4 separate regions of the Homo sapiens genome follow, and all the other regions are linked to region 2. Evidence: chromatin contacts called from ENCODE Hi-C or POLR2A ChIA-PET data. All regions are on one chromosome and are shown on one strand. Each heading gives the region's core, a stretch centred on a gene start or an enhancer-like site at or near the end of the contact. The rest is flanking DNA. Distances are from core to core; before and after follow the strand shown.

Evidence for each region. Hi-C counts contacts between places; a loop is a spot of excess contacts on that map. ChIA-PET counts read pairs that join two places held with the same protein, here RNA polymerase II (POLR2A). Pooled maps may share reads with other maps.
Region 1: a loop to region 2 is called in a pooled map, with 12 times the contacts of the local background. The contact joins two enhancer-like sites. A Hi-C loop is called at or near these places in 2 of 37 single-sample maps with no recorded cell type and 2 of 50 pooled maps.
Region 3: a loop to region 2 is called in a pooled map, with 2.2 times the contacts of the local background. The contact joins two enhancer-like sites. A Hi-C loop is called at or near these places in 2 of 37 single-sample maps with no recorded cell type and 3 of 50 pooled maps.
Region 4: a map of GM12878 shows a loop between it and region 2 (4-fold over the local background). The contact joins two enhancer-like sites. A Hi-C loop is called at or near these places in 2 of 168 maps with a recorded cell type or tissue (GM12878 and naive thymus-derived CD4-positive, alpha-beta T cell), 17 of 37 single-sample maps with no recorded cell type and 15 of 50 pooled maps. POLR2A ChIA-PET finds 5 or more read pairs at or near these places in 1 of 52 experiments (OCI-LY7).

Annotation. Positions count from the first base shown.
Region 1 is chr5:158,429,867-158,434,106 of GRCh38, forward strand. No RefSeq gene overlaps it. Among named protein-coding and RNA genes, the nearest start is that of LINC02227, 22 kb to the left of the region's middle. Within about 2 kb of position 1,610, at least 7 of the 41 ENCODE cell types and tissues checked have a DNase peak (open chromatin) inside an H3K27ac peak, as active enhancers do.
Region 2 is chr5:157,594,076-157,598,172 of GRCh38, forward strand. No RefSeq gene overlaps it. Among named protein-coding and RNA genes, the nearest start is that of ADAM19, 20 kb to the left of the region's middle. RefSeq lists a silencer at 328-427. Within about 2 kb of position 2,541, at least 5 of the 41 ENCODE cell types and tissues checked have a DNase peak (open chromatin) inside an H3K27ac peak, as active enhancers do; they include GM12878 and OCI-LY7, where a contact is called at or near this core.
Region 3 is chr5:158,552,396-158,556,526 of GRCh38, forward strand. No RefSeq gene overlaps it. Among named protein-coding and RNA genes, the nearest start is that of LINC02227, 140 kb to the left of the region's middle. Within about 2 kb of position 1,682, at least 7 of the 41 ENCODE cell types and tissues checked have a DNase peak (open chromatin) inside an H3K27ac peak, as active enhancers do.
Region 4 is chr5:156,911,681-156,915,701 of GRCh38, forward strand. No RefSeq gene overlaps it. Among named protein-coding and RNA genes, the nearest start is that of TIMD4, 50 kb to the right of the region's middle. RefSeq lists enhancers at 928-2,127, 2,128-3,073. Within about 2 kb of position 2,516, at least 7 of the 41 ENCODE cell types and tissues checked have a DNase peak (open chromatin) inside an H3K27ac peak, as active enhancers do; they include GM12878 and OCI-LY7, where a contact is called at or near this core.

The DNA.
Region 1 (4,240 bases), core at 360-2,859, 830 kb after region 2:
AAATTACCATCACATGAAGCAAACAGAAAACAGTTGGAATCATTTCAGCAGACCAGAGAAGAGGGTAGCAGACACTGTTGATACTACCCACCATCCATTCCTCCTTCCTTTTTCTTAGAGGAACCCTGACTTTGTTCAGGTATCAACCTCTCCCCCATGAAGACTTGTGCCTTGAAAAACTTGACCCCATCTCCAGCCCCAGAAGTGGGCCTGATTGGGTTACTAATAATCTCATTCCCCTTGTCTGTGATTAGTTCAGCAAGGGCACATGACCCAGTCCTGGTCAACATGTAAGAAGTCTGATTACCTTGAAGCCACCATGCTGTGAGGAAGCCCAAGATACACAGAGAGGTCATGTGTAGGGTCTCTGGGCATCAGTCCTAGCTGAAGGTCAGCCTTCACGTCATGCCAGCCTAGGCCTTGACATGTGAATGAGGAAGCTTCCAGATGATTTCAGCCCTAAGTTATTTTAGTGACCCTCAGCTGAATTATCCCAGCCTGCTGAGGTCCTGGACATTACAAAACAGAGATAAATCATCTCCACCATGTCTGGCCTGAATTCCTGACCCACGATATTTGCAAGCACAGTAAAATAGTGGTTGCTTTATGCCAGTCAGTTTTGGGGTAGTTTGTTATACAGCTATAAATAACTAGGACACCTGTCATTCTTAGTTTGGTTTCATAACTTAGTGGCTCATGGCCTAGGCCTCCTTTTTAAAACAAAAACAAAATTAAATAATTTTGAGAAGAGTTTAGATATTTTGTGATTCACCCTTTCCAACTCTGATGCAATTGGATACTCCCTGGTTGGAGATGGTGTTTGATATTTTTTCAGTTCAGTTTCCTCCATCTAGAATTCTGATATAGACATATAGATGCAGCTGTTGATACTCTGTATCTGAAAACTGATAGAATGTTCTGAAATTTAATTCCATTCTATTTTCTGTATATCTTTCTTGAGAGGTTTTAATTGTTAGGCAAATTTTAAACCAATTCTGTATAGAATGTATAACTAATTAAAGTCAAAGTAACTCTCGCACTTGAGTTTTGTATTTCATTGCCTTTGCCCTCCTACACTGTAGGAAACATTGAATAGCGCCAGGCTTTTGAGCATCTGGAAATCCTATACAATTCAGGCTGTGAATAAAAATATTCTACCATTTCCTGGCCATTTTGTTCTGTTAAATACCAAAATTGGGTTTATTCCTTTGTAAATGATGAAGAGGGGGCAGAAATGAATGTATATTTCTAAAAACATTTTTATGTTTTAGAAATGACCATACTGTTTCATAAAATAGCTCCACAAATTAAGTAATTTTGAAAATCTGTTTCTGACTAAAACCCAGTTCTAAAAATGAAAGCATTCATTGATTAATTCATGCATTCATTCAATAACTATTTATTGAGTATCCATTATGTGCTAACCATTATGTTGGGTAATGGGAATTCAGAGGTGAACAAACCCAAAGATTTCTCTTGGAGGAATTCTAAAGAGACATAGAAAATGTTTTCCTGGTGATTACCCTCCCTGAGCTTGGTTTCAGTCCCACTTCTGCAACAGCTGCAGAAGGTCTCAGAAGCACATTTGCAATATCTCCAGCTACTTTGTCACTGTTGGCAATAGGCAGGAAGAATCTTAGGTGGAGCTGTTCTTTTGCTAAATTAAACAATGATCAAAACTCTGCTCATTTTTTCCATCACTAAATGTCATCTAATTTCCCCTGGCTGTTAAGACAGTATGTGTGTGTGTGTGTGTGTGTGTGTGTGTGTGTCTGTGTGACAAATGCATAAAGGATCATACACACAGAAAAAAAAGCAAGTAAGAAAATATACTGGGTGAGGCATAATTTACCACACAGTTAAAAAACAATGTGTACTCAGCCCATAAAAGATATTTGCTACTTTAAGATGTTGCAATGGACATCTGTTGATTTGCCTGACCACCATATGTTACTTTTCCTAGTAACATCACCCTGTTTTTGTGTACAGAAACCAATTCTCACTCTGTGTTTTGAGTGTGGTGAACCCTACACCCCAGTTCTAGGAGTAGCCATGTGACATAAGCTGCCAATCACCATAGGACAATCCTCAGGCCACTATGATTGGCTTAGTGGCAACGACATGACTCAAGCTAGTCCAATGAGAGCTTACTCCAAGATCCTAAAACAGCCTGAATAGAGACACCTGGTCTTCCCAAGTTGCTCTGGGATTGTGACAGGATATGATGTATCCTTGGGGTTCCTGGCTGCCATCTTGCTATTACATGGGAAGATTTATCCAGAAAATGGAGCCAACTCAGGAGAAGGTAGATCTGAGATAAAGAGAGAAAATCACATCCCACAATATTTAAGCCATTTTGCCCAGACTGAAAATTTCTTAACATTTCTTTTTTTGCTGTTTTTTTTAATTAGCAAACCTGCCAGTTTTAGTAACTTCTGTTTCTCTAGATGTTTGCAAACTAACCAGTGTATATCTAGTACTTAAACATGCACTTTGCTTTAATAAGCTGCCTTTCAAGTCATTAGAGAAGGATTTAGAGGTTAAAGAATGATGTGGTAGGTAATTTATGTTTGAATCAACCTCCTCTTTTATAGACTATGTTAAAAAGTGCCTATAAATATTTCTTCTTGGCATCTTCAGCAATCTTAATGGGTTAAGTGCCCAGCATGTTCTACATGAGGTTCAATTCACAGTGATGTACCTGAGCAGGAATGGACTTCCCTCTTACTTACCATTTCCGTTCTCTTGTTTCCATCACTACCTCAAAGTCTGTCTCCTCTGCAGTTCAGGCAGTGTATCTCTGAGAAGGTCACTAAAATATATGTTCCTGGGCCAGGCGTGGTGGCTGTATCCCAGCACTCTGGGAGGCCAAGGCAGGTGGATCACCTGAGGTCGGGAGTTCAAGACCAGCCTGACCAACATGGAGAAACCCCATCTCTACTAAAAAATACAAAAATTAGCTGGGCATGATGGTGCATGCCTGTAATCCCAGCTACTCGGGAGGCTGAAGCAGGAGAATCACTTGAACTGGGGAGGCAGAGGTTGCGGTGAGCCGAGATGGCGCCATTGCACTCCAGCCTGGGCAACAAGAGCGAAATTCCATCTGTGTGTGTGTGTGTGTGTGTGTGTGTGTGTGTGTGTCTGTCTGTCTGTCTGTCTGTCTGTTCCTGGCCTTAAGCCCTTGCTCCCACTAGGGGCTTAAAGATTCTGATTCCTGTAAACCTAGGTGGGAATCCAGGAATACCCATTTTTTCACAAGCGACCCAATAATCTCACATGAGGTACTCCTTGTTAAGTACTGGTTTAAGGAATTAGAATCCTAAGGGAGAATGGCTGGAGGGATCTTTACGTATAATCTAGTATAGTCTTAACCTCCAATATTAATTTCAGAGGTTGAGACCCAGAAGTGAAAGTAAATGGTGTCAGCACTGGAATGCAAGTCTGTTAAATTTCTCCAAAACCCTTTCTACTGCACTTGTATGGTCTTCACATTCAAACCTGAAACAGAATGCAGTTGTGCTCTCCCCAATAGTCTGAACTCAATATTAAATTTTTAGAAAAAGAAAGAGGATGCAAGAATAATGTGAGACCTCTTAGCTGGTGGATAATGCTATCCTGATGTGGTCTCTGATCAGTTATTTTGCTTATAGGACAGAGAACATCTGTAATGATAACCTGGCTGCAATTTACTGAGAATATAATATGTGCTACGCACTGTACTCATAGATGTATTCTTTCTTTTAAAGTTCAATCGTGCCTAGAAAAGAGGCACTAGCACTGCCTCTGAATGTGAAAAGTGAAGTGAAGTAATTTGCCCCAAATCACTCAGCCAGGATGCAACTGTGATTTCAATCCCAATAGGCACTGGTAGCATGCCTTTCTCCCTCTCCTTTCTCTTTCTTCTCCTTTCTCTCCATCTCCTCCTCCTTCTCACCAAGGACTAGATCCATGACCTCAGCTGGCAAACCTACAAATATGGACGATTTGTCATAAGACAAGAGTGGCTGGCAGTGTACACCATCCCCATCTAGTACTTTAGAATGGAGTGAAAAGCTTTGTCTTTTCCAACAGAGCACATGTTCTAAAATAAAGCCTTGGAAAGTTCAGCTGCCTGGGGCATGTCAGAGATCATTGAGCTTGAATCTCTGGAAGTAAAAGGCAAAGTCTAGGATATACTTAATGATGAGGATGGTAGTGATGATGATGATGATGATGATGATGATAAAAAATAACACCCATT
Region 2 (4,097 bases), core at 1,291-3,790:
GGTTAATAACCTACAGGGCAATAAAACTACATTCTTTGGGGTTATCTTCTCTACCAGACGATAATCGTTTACAGCTTTACTGGACAAAAAAAAAAAAAAATCATTGACAATTTATTCGTTTTCTGTAATTTAACATCCAACTTTACAGAGTTATAAAATGTCAGACCCCTAATTAATCACAAACAGTAAACAGCAGGTGAAACAATCTTGTGTTTCCCTGGAGTTAGACAATGCCCTGAACAGAAAAGACAGTGAGTGGTTAAGGGCAGTGATTCTCAAACCTAAGCTTAAAGCAAAATTCCCTGAAGGGCTCATTACAACACAGAATGCTGATCTCCAACCTCAGAGTTTCTGATTTAGTACATCTGGGGCAGACTGATGATTTGTTCTCAGTTGATGCAGATGCTATTTACCAGGGAAAACCCTTTGAGAACCACTGATCTTAGATGCCACTGAATGAAAGAAACTGCAGTCATTCTTTTGCCTCATTTCCAAATTTTGGATATTTTTTCTGAACAGTTGCCAAATGTTCAAAAATCAGAGAAAAAAAATTCCTGATTGTGGCTCTTATGAAAAATTAGAAAGTCAGACAATAGTAAGTCTAAATTCTCCCGTGGTGACAATTGCTTAAAGCTCAATATCAGTTGCTCCTTTTTTTTTTCACTAACCCTAACCTACATCACTCATTTATTTTGCTGGCATTTGATTTTGATATCCCTGCAAAACATGGTGGAAACACAATGCAGAATTTGGAGGAGGAACATGAGTGCAGCTGGTTAACACCTATCTCTGTATCACATCTGATCAGCTCAGGCACCCAGGGCTGGCTTCCCAGAAGTACAACCCAGGCAGTTGCACAGGGCATCATTCTCAGGAGAGCCTCACACTTGATTTAATGCTCTGGTATTGCCATTTTGCAATTCTTAATAATTTTTGGAGAAGAGGGTCTCACATTTTCGTTTTGCATTGGGACCCACATATCATGTAACTGTTTTGCAGCCACCTCAAAGTTTGGAATCCACACTTAAAGGTGACCCTCTCATCACCAGATTGCTAAGGAGAGGAGGAGGTAATTCCAGAATCAGAAACCTAGGGGATACTTTAGAAACCATCTTGCCCTGCAGATAGGGTCACCATTTCATTTTATAGCTAGGGCTACTAAGGTCCAGAAAGAGGAAATTGACTTCCTCAAGGTCATGGACAAATCCTGAAAAGGGAACCAGATTAAAAGTCTGAAGTGGTGAGTCTGCAAGGCTGTGAATACTAAGGCTGCCAGCAAGTTTATGTATCTGATATACCCCTGCATACCAATATGAAAATTCCTGTTTTTCACTTAGCTCAGTCAACTTTGGGTTGATCTGGTTGAAGCAGGAGAAGGATGTGGATAAAACGGGAAGAGTGGGGGTGTGATCTTTAAACAGATCAAGAAACTTGTATAAACAGACCCATTTAGAATAAGGATTGTGAAAGGAAAAAATCTTATATATGAACTCCACCCCTATGTTTGTTACAAAGGACAGATCTCCACCTAAACCCCTAAATAAACTGCAGAGGCAAAAGCATTCAGGAAAAACCCAGCAATATACTACCCAATTGAAAATGGCAATCAGCTCAACATCCCTAATCATCAGAGAAATGCAAATCAAAACTACGATGAGATACCACACTCTAGTCAGAATGGCTATTATTAAAAAGTCAGAAAACAACAGATGCTGGCAAGGCTGTGGAGAAAACGGAATGCTTATACATTGCTGGTGGGAATGTAAATTAGCTCAGCCACCGTGGAAAGCAGTTTGGAGATTTCTCAAAGGACTTAAATAGAACTACCATCAACCCAGCAATTCCATTACTGGGTATATATCCAAAAGAAAATAAATCATTCTACCAAAAAGACACATACACTCACATGTTCATTGCGGTGCTATTCACAATAGCAAAGACATGGAATCAACTAACCTAGGTGCCCACCAGTGGTAAATTGGATAAAGATAATGTGGTCCATATACACCATGAAATACTATGCAGCTATAAAAAAGAATGAAATAATGTTCTTTGCAGCAACATGGATGCAGCTGGAGGCCATTATCCTAAGCAAATTAACACAGGAACAGAAAACCAAATACTGCATGTTCTCATAAATAAGTGGGAGCTAAACATTGAGTGCATATGGACATAAATATGGAAACAATAGACAACGGGGACTACTAGAGGGGGAAGCGGTGGGGCAAGGGTTGAAAAAAAAGCTATTGGATACCATGCTTACTACCCGGGTAATGGGATCATTCACATCCCAAACCTCAGCATCATGCAATATACCCATGTAACAAACCTGCACATGTACCCCTGAATCTAAAATGAAAGTTGAAATTATTGTTTAAAATGGCAATCAATAAAGCACTTAATTTCAGCTGGCTCCACTTAGCCAGAGAACAGCTCGAAGACCTGTAGGTCTCGACTGCCTAGTTTTAGGTTAATGGCTGCACACACTCAGAAAGTCGAGTTCCTGCAGCTGGTTGAGTGGTAAGTTGAAGTGAGAATTAGGCAAATAAGTCAGCCCTTGCTCACATCTGCTCTTGTGGTCTGAGTGGGTGGATCTTCCTCTCCTCCCCAACCACTGCTCAGGAATAGTCAAGAACACAACGCCTGGGTGTAGAACTGCATCATTAAACCCACTGTGCTTGGCTCAGTGATGGGTATATGGCCCTAAGCTGGACCAATGGGCATCTTCCCCAAGACTCTTGACAGCTCTATCAAAAATTTGCTTTCTTCTCGTCTGAGATGGTAAGCAATATAAGTTTGGAGCTATGAGTTGTCTTCTTGCTGCCATGTCAGGAAAGAACCTGTCTAAAAAATGAAGTCAAACAGTGGTAAGAGGTATGGAGAAAGAGAGAGACAAGGTCCTAGTATTATTATTTGAACCTGTGGATTTAGCCATGCCTGAAGTCAGCCGCCTCAACTTTTCAACTACATGAGCCAATAATTTTCTTTTTTGCTCAAGCTAGTCTGAGTTAGAGGTCTGTCACTTGTGACTGAAAATATCTCAATCATGCAAAGGCCTCCTCCATTCTAGGCACTGTGCTAGCTGCTGGGATTATAAGAGTGGACAAAGACACATGTCATTCCTATCTTCACGGTACTTAGCATCTAGTGGGAAAGATGACAGTAAGCAAGTGAGCAAATACACATATACATAAAATATAATAATTACACATTGATATTTGTAAACAATTGATGCTAAAAGAGAGAATGAGAAAGGAGGACTACTTTAGACAGCATGGTGGGGTAAGGCTCTCTTGAGTTGTTTTTTGAGCTGAGAGTTTGTGGTTGGTATGAAGAACAGAGGGAAGAAAGTTTCAGGTGGCAGAGACAGCCACCATTCTCAGGCTTGAAAGGCCTCTATTCATTCCAGGACCTGAAAGAAGGCCTTCATTCATTCACCCATTCAACAAACATCTGTTAGACGGTGTCAAGTGCTAAGTACAAGGAGATAAAAGCAGCCCCTGGAGAGTTGATAAGAGACATTGAAAGCTATACAAATGTTTGAACCATGTTATTCAGCAATTCCACTTCTAGAAATTCAGTCAAAAGAAAATAACAGGAATTTCTGCAAAAACATAGCTATCAGGATGTTCATTGAAGCGTTATTTATTTTTTTAACTCTAATTGAAGTGCCACAAACATACTAAAAGAGTGCACATAGACCGGGTACGGTGGCTCACGCCTGTAATCCCAGCATTTTGGGAGGCCGAGGCAGGCGGATCACCTGAGGTCAGGAGTTAGAGACCAGCCTGGCCAACATGCCGAAACCCCATCTGTACTAAAAATACAAAAATTAGCCGGATGTGGTGGTGCATACCTGTAATCCCAGCTACTCAGGAGGCTGAGACAGGAAAATTACTTGAACCCAGGAGGCGGAGGTTGCAGTGAGCCGAGATCGTGTCACTGCCCTCCGGCCTGGGTGACAGAGCAAGACTCCGTCTCAAAAAAAAAAAAAAGGATGTACATATCACAGTAAACAGTTCAACTATTTTCACGGCCTGAACACACCCACATTATCGAAAAAGAAAAGAGAACATGCCCTGCACTCCAGAAGTCCC
Region 3 (4,131 bases), core at 432-2,931, 960 kb after region 2:
TTTTTTACAAAATCCACATTAGTTCCAAGACAAAAGGACTCTGCACACTTAAGCAAGACCAACGGGAGTGAATAATGTTGGCCTCACTATGTCTTGAGAAAGGAATTGGCAAGCAATTGTATGTAAAACGAAGGTGGGAGTTCAAGGACATTTTGGAGAGACTCACAGCAAGAACTATTGCATAAGGCGGCCATGTACCATTTCCAAATTATATAATAGTTACCATTACTGAGTATTTCCCATGTTCTAGCACAAGCACCTTACACCTTTACCACAAGTAATCCTCCCAACAACCACATGAAATAGGTCCTATTATTGTCCACATTCCAATTAAAGGAAACTAACAATTAGCTTAAATAATTTTCCCCCAGGCCACACAGCTGGTAAGTGTTAGAGGCAGGGCTCAAACCCAGATCCAGGACTAGCTAACTCCGGGCTCTGTGCCTCCTACCATTATTCTACACTGGACTCCCCATAAGTTTCCCTGTGGCATTAGTTATGTTTCCCATGCCCTTTGAGTACAGCAGTGCTGGGCATACGGTAAGCATGCAATAATTACTTATTTCCTCATTCATGTATTTAAAAATATGTATCAAAACTTACTATATGCTAGGCACCATGACAGGTGATAGGGATTCAATGGTGATGTAAGACTGGTGGACTTAAATTAATTTTTTAAAGGCATCATGGGATTTTGTATCGGCTATCTCTGTATCTAGAAGATGTCAGACTCATGGAAGTTTTGTCCATTTTATTCCCTTTGCTTATCCATTCTTTCTTGTTTACAGAAAGACTTAATTTTCTGTCTCATATCTCTGTCCTTCTTGCCCCACTATTTTTCCCCCTTCTCCAAAAATCCCAGCCCCAAAAACAGTCTACATATTGTGAAAAAGATTTCTCAAACCACAAGGGTGATGTAACTTTAGGCCTGTGTTTTCTCTCTCACACACACAAAATATTGGATATGAGTGAGATTTTAAAAAATTGGTTTTTAAATGTGATGAAAAGAGTGTCCTTTTCACCAGAACAAAACAACCCTTAATGCTGAAGCCTCCTTCCCGATATGGTTGGCTTCCAAATATGAAGAAATCTGTGCATTGGGCCACAGGCTCCAGACAAAGTCTGAGGACAAAGGAAACCTGTGGACTGGAAAGATCATCGATGTTTAGAATGAACTGGAGGCTCCCTCCAGGTTTTGGAGACTGTGGTTAAAGACATGGCCTATATTTCAATGGGCAGCAGCCCAGCAAGGCTCGTTTGTAATCCAGCTGATACGACAGGGTTTTTGCCATGGGAAGTGTTTGCATTTGAGCATTTCTCAGCCAGTCACTAGCCATCAATTACTTAGGAGTCAGATCTTGGCCAGAGGCCCCCGTTCCACAAAGTATGTCATTCTGTATTCACAGAAATGGAGTTTACAGTCCTGCCGCTAAATTAAAACTGGTGCTTCCAAATTAAAAGCAGACAGGACAGATGTGCAGGGAAGAAACGGAGACTCACATCTTTTGTGAATCAGCTAATCCTTGTGCCAGAACTTGAAATCAGCTTTTCCTGTAGAGGCCTCGACTACACCACACCTATGTAAGCTGCATTAAATGAGGTGGAATTAACATTTTACCAGATATTTCCTCTGCTCTGCCATCTGGACAAGGATAAAGAGCTCGGTGAAGCCCAGAATCCCAAAAACTGTGCAACATGAGAACATGGGGCCAGCACCTGAGGGTGGCCACATCTAGCCTGTCCCCTCATTGAGCAATATGAAGTCATGTAGGACACCAGAGGGTGGATGAAAAGCATGTGAACCAAGTATGCTGCTTCTAACGATTAACGGTTCAAGCACAATCTCAAAACTCCAGTGTCTGCACTCCTCTAGGGAAAATGATAAAAAATACGATTTTCACTATTCTGCCTGCTCCGTTAATCACCTCATGATATAAATATTAGCTTTATTTTATAGGGCATTTATGATATTAAATTTGAAAACCTCAAATATGATCTGGCAAATTCATGCTTAAAAACCTTCAGTGGCTTCTCATAGCCCTCACGATTAAGAGCAGCTTCCTTGATTGGGTCACTAAAGCCTGCAGGGTCTGGTTTCCACCTCATGTAACACTACTTCTCTCCTCTACTCTGTGCTGCAGACACATTGACTTTCTTTCCATTTCTCCTGCACACCATATTCTCTTCCACTTCAAGTTGTTCCTTCTGCTGCAAAGCTTTTCCAGCCATCCTCTTTTATAACCTCATTATTAAGAAAAAAATTCACATACACACAATTCACCCACTTAAAGTGGACTATTCAGTGGTTTCAAGCATATTCATAGAGTGGTGCAAGCATCATTACATCTATTTCAAAACGTTTTTATCACCCTTTAAAAAACCCTTTTACCTATAAGCTTTCACTTTCCATTTTCCCTCAACCCTAGGAAATCATTAATCTACTTTGCATCTCTCTTCTGTCTCCTATTGCAGACATTCAAACAAATAGGATTATCCAATATGTCGTATTTTGTTTATGACTTCTTTTACTTATCATAATGTTTTCAAGGTTCATCCATGTTGTACCGTGGATCAGTGTTTTTTTCTTAGTCATCACGTAATATCCTATTGTATGGATATACCACATTTAGTTTATCCATTCACAAGTTGATGGACATTTGAGTTACTTTCATTTTTTGACTATTATGAACAATGCCGCTATGGGCATTCATGTACAAGCTTTTGTATGGATGTATGTGTTTATTTATCTTGGGTTTATACCTAAAGATAGAACTGCTAGGTGATAAGGAAACTATGTTTAACATGTTGAGGCAACCACCATAATTTTAACTAATGTTAACTACCACTCATGCTTTGAGTTTCAACTGAAATGTAACTTCCTCACAAATGCATCCCTGTCCCTTCCACTTCCTCCTAAGGTCTCCTGCTAAATGTCTCTCATACATACTGTACCTTTTCTTCATTGTCTTAGCCTAGTTGGTTGGTATGTATTTAGGTACATAATGATTTTATATATGTCTGTCTCTCCTCTTAGACTATAAGTTAGATGGCCCTTTAGCTCATGGCTATATCCCCAAAACTCTTACTAAGGCACTGTGTCAGCCAGTCTTCAAAATGCCCTCCAAGGATTCCACCTCCTGGCATTCATGCTTTTATGTATACCTTCCCCTGGGTGCAAACTTGTCTCAGTGATGGACAAATAAAATAGGAGCTTGGAGACTAGGTTTTCTCTCTCTCTCTCTCTCTCTCTCTCTCTCTCTCTGTCTCTCTCTCTCCTTGCTTTAGGGGAAACCAGTGGTTAATTCATACTGACACTGTATAGAGAGCCCCATTTGGCAAGAAGCTAAGATCTTTTGCCAATAGCCATGTGAATGAACCATCTTGGAAGTAGTTCCATCAGCCCCAGTCAAGCTTTCAGATGACTGCAGCCAGAGTCCACATATTAATGGCAACCTCTTTAGGGATCCTAAGGCAAAACCATCCAGCTAATTCCTTGAATTCATGACCCATAGGAATTGTGGGATAATAAATGTCTGTTGTTTTAAGTTATTAAATTTCGAGGGTAGTTTGTTATACAGTAATAGAAAATGAGCATAGTTATGCTGCCTGGAACATAATAGAAGCTAAGTAAGTGATGAATGAATAAGTAAAGGAATAAACACCCTAGGCTTCTCAGAAATAAAGAGAGTAAAGGCTACACTTATGAACACTTCCTAGATGTTAACTGTATGGGCTGAATGTTTATGTCCCCTGCCAAATTTATATATTGAAGACCTAACCCCCAATATGATTGTACTTGGAAGTGGAGCCTTTGGGAAGTAAGATGGTTAACATTAAGTCATTATGGTGGGACTTTCATGCAAGGATCAGTGCTCTTATAGGAAGAGGAAGACAGAGATCTCTCTCCCCGATGTGCATGCACTGAAGAAAGACCATGTGAGCACACAGCTGGAACGCAGGTATCTACAGCCGGAAAGCAGACTCTCACCAGGAACCAAATCTGACAGCAGCTTTATCTTGAACTTTCCAGCCTCTAGAACCATGAGAAATAAATGCTGCTTAAATCACCCAGTCTATGGTATTTTGTTATAGCAGTTCAAGGTAATTAATACAGTGTTTATATCAGAATCT
Region 4 (4,021 bases), core at 1,266-3,765, 680 kb before region 2:
TTCCATAGACTAAATATTATATCTTGGTTTGTAACTACTTTAGGGGGCCTCTTCCAGAGTAATTGGTCATTATCTTTATGCCTCAGATCTTCTTGAGCGATATTGATGATTTCCATATGCAAAATCACATGGGGTTAGTAGAGCCACACAAACTTAGGCCAAGCTTTGTTCTGATTAATTAGAAACATTATTTTCTGGTGCAAAGCTACCCCCTCTCTAGGGCTGAAGTTTGCAAACATTGCTGTATATTCAAATCACCTGAAGTGCTTTAAAAACTGATGCCCATGTCTCCTCGTTGTGAATCAAATCAGGACCTCAGATGGGAGCCAGGCATCAGTATTTTTAAAAATGTTTTAATTATTTATTTATTTTATTATTTTACTTTTTGAGATGGAGTTTCGCTCTTGTCACCCAGGCTGGAGTGCAATGGCGTGATCCTGGCTCACTGCAACCTCCACATCCCAGCTTCAAGTGATTTTCCTGCCTCAGCCTCCCGAGTACCTGGGATTGCAGGCGCCTACCACCATGCATAGCTAATTTTTGTATTTTTAGTAGAGGTGGGGTTTCACCATGTTGGCCAGGCTGGTCTCGAATTCCTGACCTCAGGTGATCCACCCTCCTCGGCCTCCCAAAGTGCTGGGATTACAGGCGTGGGCCACAGCATCTTGCCTAAATTTATTTTTAATTGACAATAATTGTGTATATTTATGGGGTACAAGGTGATGTTTTGATCTATGGATCAGGCATCAGTATTTTTTAAGTTTCTCCATGTGATTCCAGTGTGCAGCTGAGTTTGAAAATCAATGCTTTAGACCAGGACTTCTCAAACTTTAATGTGCACATGAGTGACCTAGAGATCCTAGATGTTACAAGGTGAATTCTGATTCATAGGATCTATGGTAGGGCCTGGGATTCTGCATTTCTAATATGCTCCCAGGTGATGACAAAACTGCTGGTCTGAATCTCACACTTCGAATAGCAAGGGTCTAGATATAAAATGTAGATCTAGTAGTAGTCTATTCTAACAGCGGATCTGAACAAACTAAATTCCATTTGGGTTCAACTGCAAAGTCACAGGAAAAGTGATCACTGCAATAAAGTCAAGAGCAGGGGCTGTGAGTGAGAGAACTGAGAGGATGGTTGTTTTTGATCTCTAGTTTATAGACTTAGGTTGACCAACCATCCAAGAGAAGCCATCTTTGCAAAATTATAACGATGAGAGAAATCTGACACAGTCGACCCCATTTTGCATAACTGACATATTTTGACCCCATAGTTTCCACAATCCCTTATTGCTCAGGAGTCATATGGCCAGAGATCACAAGGTTTGCGACTTCCCCAGTTGCTCATCTAGGTAACATCACTACTGTAGAAACTAAGATTGGTTTTTTGAAATATTTTTTCAACAGATCCCACCCGGCCTTGTGACTCATGATTCACCCGGTCCTGTGGCCCCACCCAGAGTTGGACTCAGCACACAAAGAAGTGTTCCACACCCCTATGATTTCATCCCCAATTTATCAGCAGCACCCTTTCCCTAGACCCCTGCTCTCCAAACTGTCCATAAAAACCCTAACCTTCAAGCCTTTGGGGAGATTGATTTGTATAATAACTCTATTTCCCATGTGGCTGGCGTCATGTCCATTAAACTTTTTCTCTACTGCAATGCCGTGTTCTCAATGAACTGGTTTTGTCTGTGCAGATGGCACAGGAAGAACCTATTGGGTGATTACACCAGTTTGCCCAGGACTGAGGGGTTCCTGGCATGTGGGACTTTGAGTTTTAAAACCAAGAAAGCCCAGAGCAAATTGAGACAAGTTGGTCACCATAGTTATGGTGCTGCTAGGAGAGCAGCAGAGCAGCCAAGCTGTGCGCTTTTTGCATTCTGATTCCTCTTCCTGGGGGCAGCAGCCCACTATAAAGCCAGGGGTGTGCTAAGATAGATGGCTTACGGAAAAGGAACGCTGAATTGCATGGCCACACCAACAAGAACTTAATTACATGACTCCAGAAGGGCAATAACAGGGCAGATTCTGTGAAAACTCCAGAATCTTAGCCACAGAGACAAGTCTAGAAAACACAGTTTAGTGCTTTGCTCTAGCACTGGTTAACTGTGGGACCTGGGCAACTCATGCCCCCTTTCTGAGCCTCAGTTTCCTTGGCTGAAAATGGGAGTGAAACTGACAGATGTGTGCGAGTCTTTGCTGTGCTCCCACCCCATTATTTCACATACAGTATGGATAATGCATATAACCGCACAATAGCACCTTTTCAGCACAAGCAGCAAATCCACCTTCTGTTTTGCGAGCAGCCATTTCCAGTGCTCCCCAAACTCCCTCTGGATAGCATTAGCATTCATCTTATTCGGGAACACTTCCCTTCACTGTCCTTTGATGCTCAGAGAGCTGAGAACTCACAGTGCTTTTTTTTTTTAAGGCTGTAACATATTTACAAATCTAAATGAAGCTCTATTTCCAGACCCAGTCTTTCGGTTTTGAGTGGCTTCCTCCTTCTGCTCTCACCTCCACCCAGGGAGCCCACTTCTCAACTTCCTGTTTTCTTTAGAGAGACAAAGAGTCTCCCCAGCCACCCATTGCTGGATTCCTGTTAACCTTTCATTAAGCCTGCTGACAGCTGGCTTTAGCTCTTCATGAGTTAGTTCAACACATTCCCATTTAAATGTGTCCCACCTGGCTTCATTAAGTTTCCTGCCAGGTTCTCCCTTTACAGCTTCCTCTGCAAATGCAAATCAGATTCTGAGTAAATAATATGGGGACAAGGGAAGATTGAGCTATAATGGGGTTGTAACTGGAAAGCCATTGATATACTCAGGTTGCTGTGGATCAGAGGACACTGAAATCCATTTGAGTCCAATGCAGGTCAGTGTTACAGAGCCATATGCATGAAGTCTGGAATTGGAGCCCTCACTGTGAAGTACAGGGTAGTGGTTAGAGTGTGGAGTCCTTCAAGCCTGGTTCAAAACCTGGCTCTGCTACAGGAGATTGGACGACGTGACCTTGAGCAAGTTCCTTCACCTGCCTGTGCTTCTGTTTTCTTAGCTCCAAAGCCAAAATAATATACCCGCTTTATTGAGCTGCTGTCAGGAGTCAATGAGATAATTGCCTTGAAACAGTTAATAGAGTACCCAGAATATAATAGGTGCTCATTACAAATTGATAGTATCTCCTGTGTTTAGCCTAGAAAGGCCATGGTGAGGAATTAGGTTGCTTTAAATTGAGCTTGCATGCGGCCCAGGATGGCTTTGAATGTGGCCCAATACAAATTGGTAAACTTTCTTAAACATTATGAGATTTTTTTTGCGATTTTTTTAGCTTATTAGTTATAATTAGTGTTCGCGTATTTTATGTGTGGCCCAAGATAATTCCTTTACTTCCAGTGTGGCCCAGGGAAGCCAAAAGATTGGAAACTCCTGCTTTAAATTGTGAGGTTTGATTGTGGATCCACCATATAATCATTAGCTGTAAGAAGCACATACTGCATCACATTCCTTCCTTATGGAAATGGAAAAACAACATTGATTCCATTCGATTGCATTACCTTTTTGTTTGTTTGTTTGTTTTTTGAGACAGACACAGTCTTAATCCGTTTCCCAGGCTGGAGTGCAATGGTGCGATCTCGGCTCACTGCAACCTCCTCCTCCCAGGTTCAACCGATTTTCCTGCCTCAGCCTCCCGAGTAGCTGGAATTACAGGCACCTGCCACCAAGCTTAGCTAATTTTTGTATTTTGGGTAGAGACAGGGTTTCGCCATGTTGGCCAGGCTGGTCTCAAACTCCTGGCCTCAAGTGATGTGCCACCTCGGCCTCCCAAAGTGCTGGGATTACAGGTGTGAGCCACTGCACCCGGCCTATTCTATTGCATTTCCCATGTGTGTTTTGTCTCATTCAGAAGTGAAGCTCCTTAAAAGAAGCAATTCTCTCTCCTGGGCCCCACATACAATAGATACCAAAAAGTTATTTATAGATGCTAACAATTCATCCTGATTACACAAAGAGGGAATG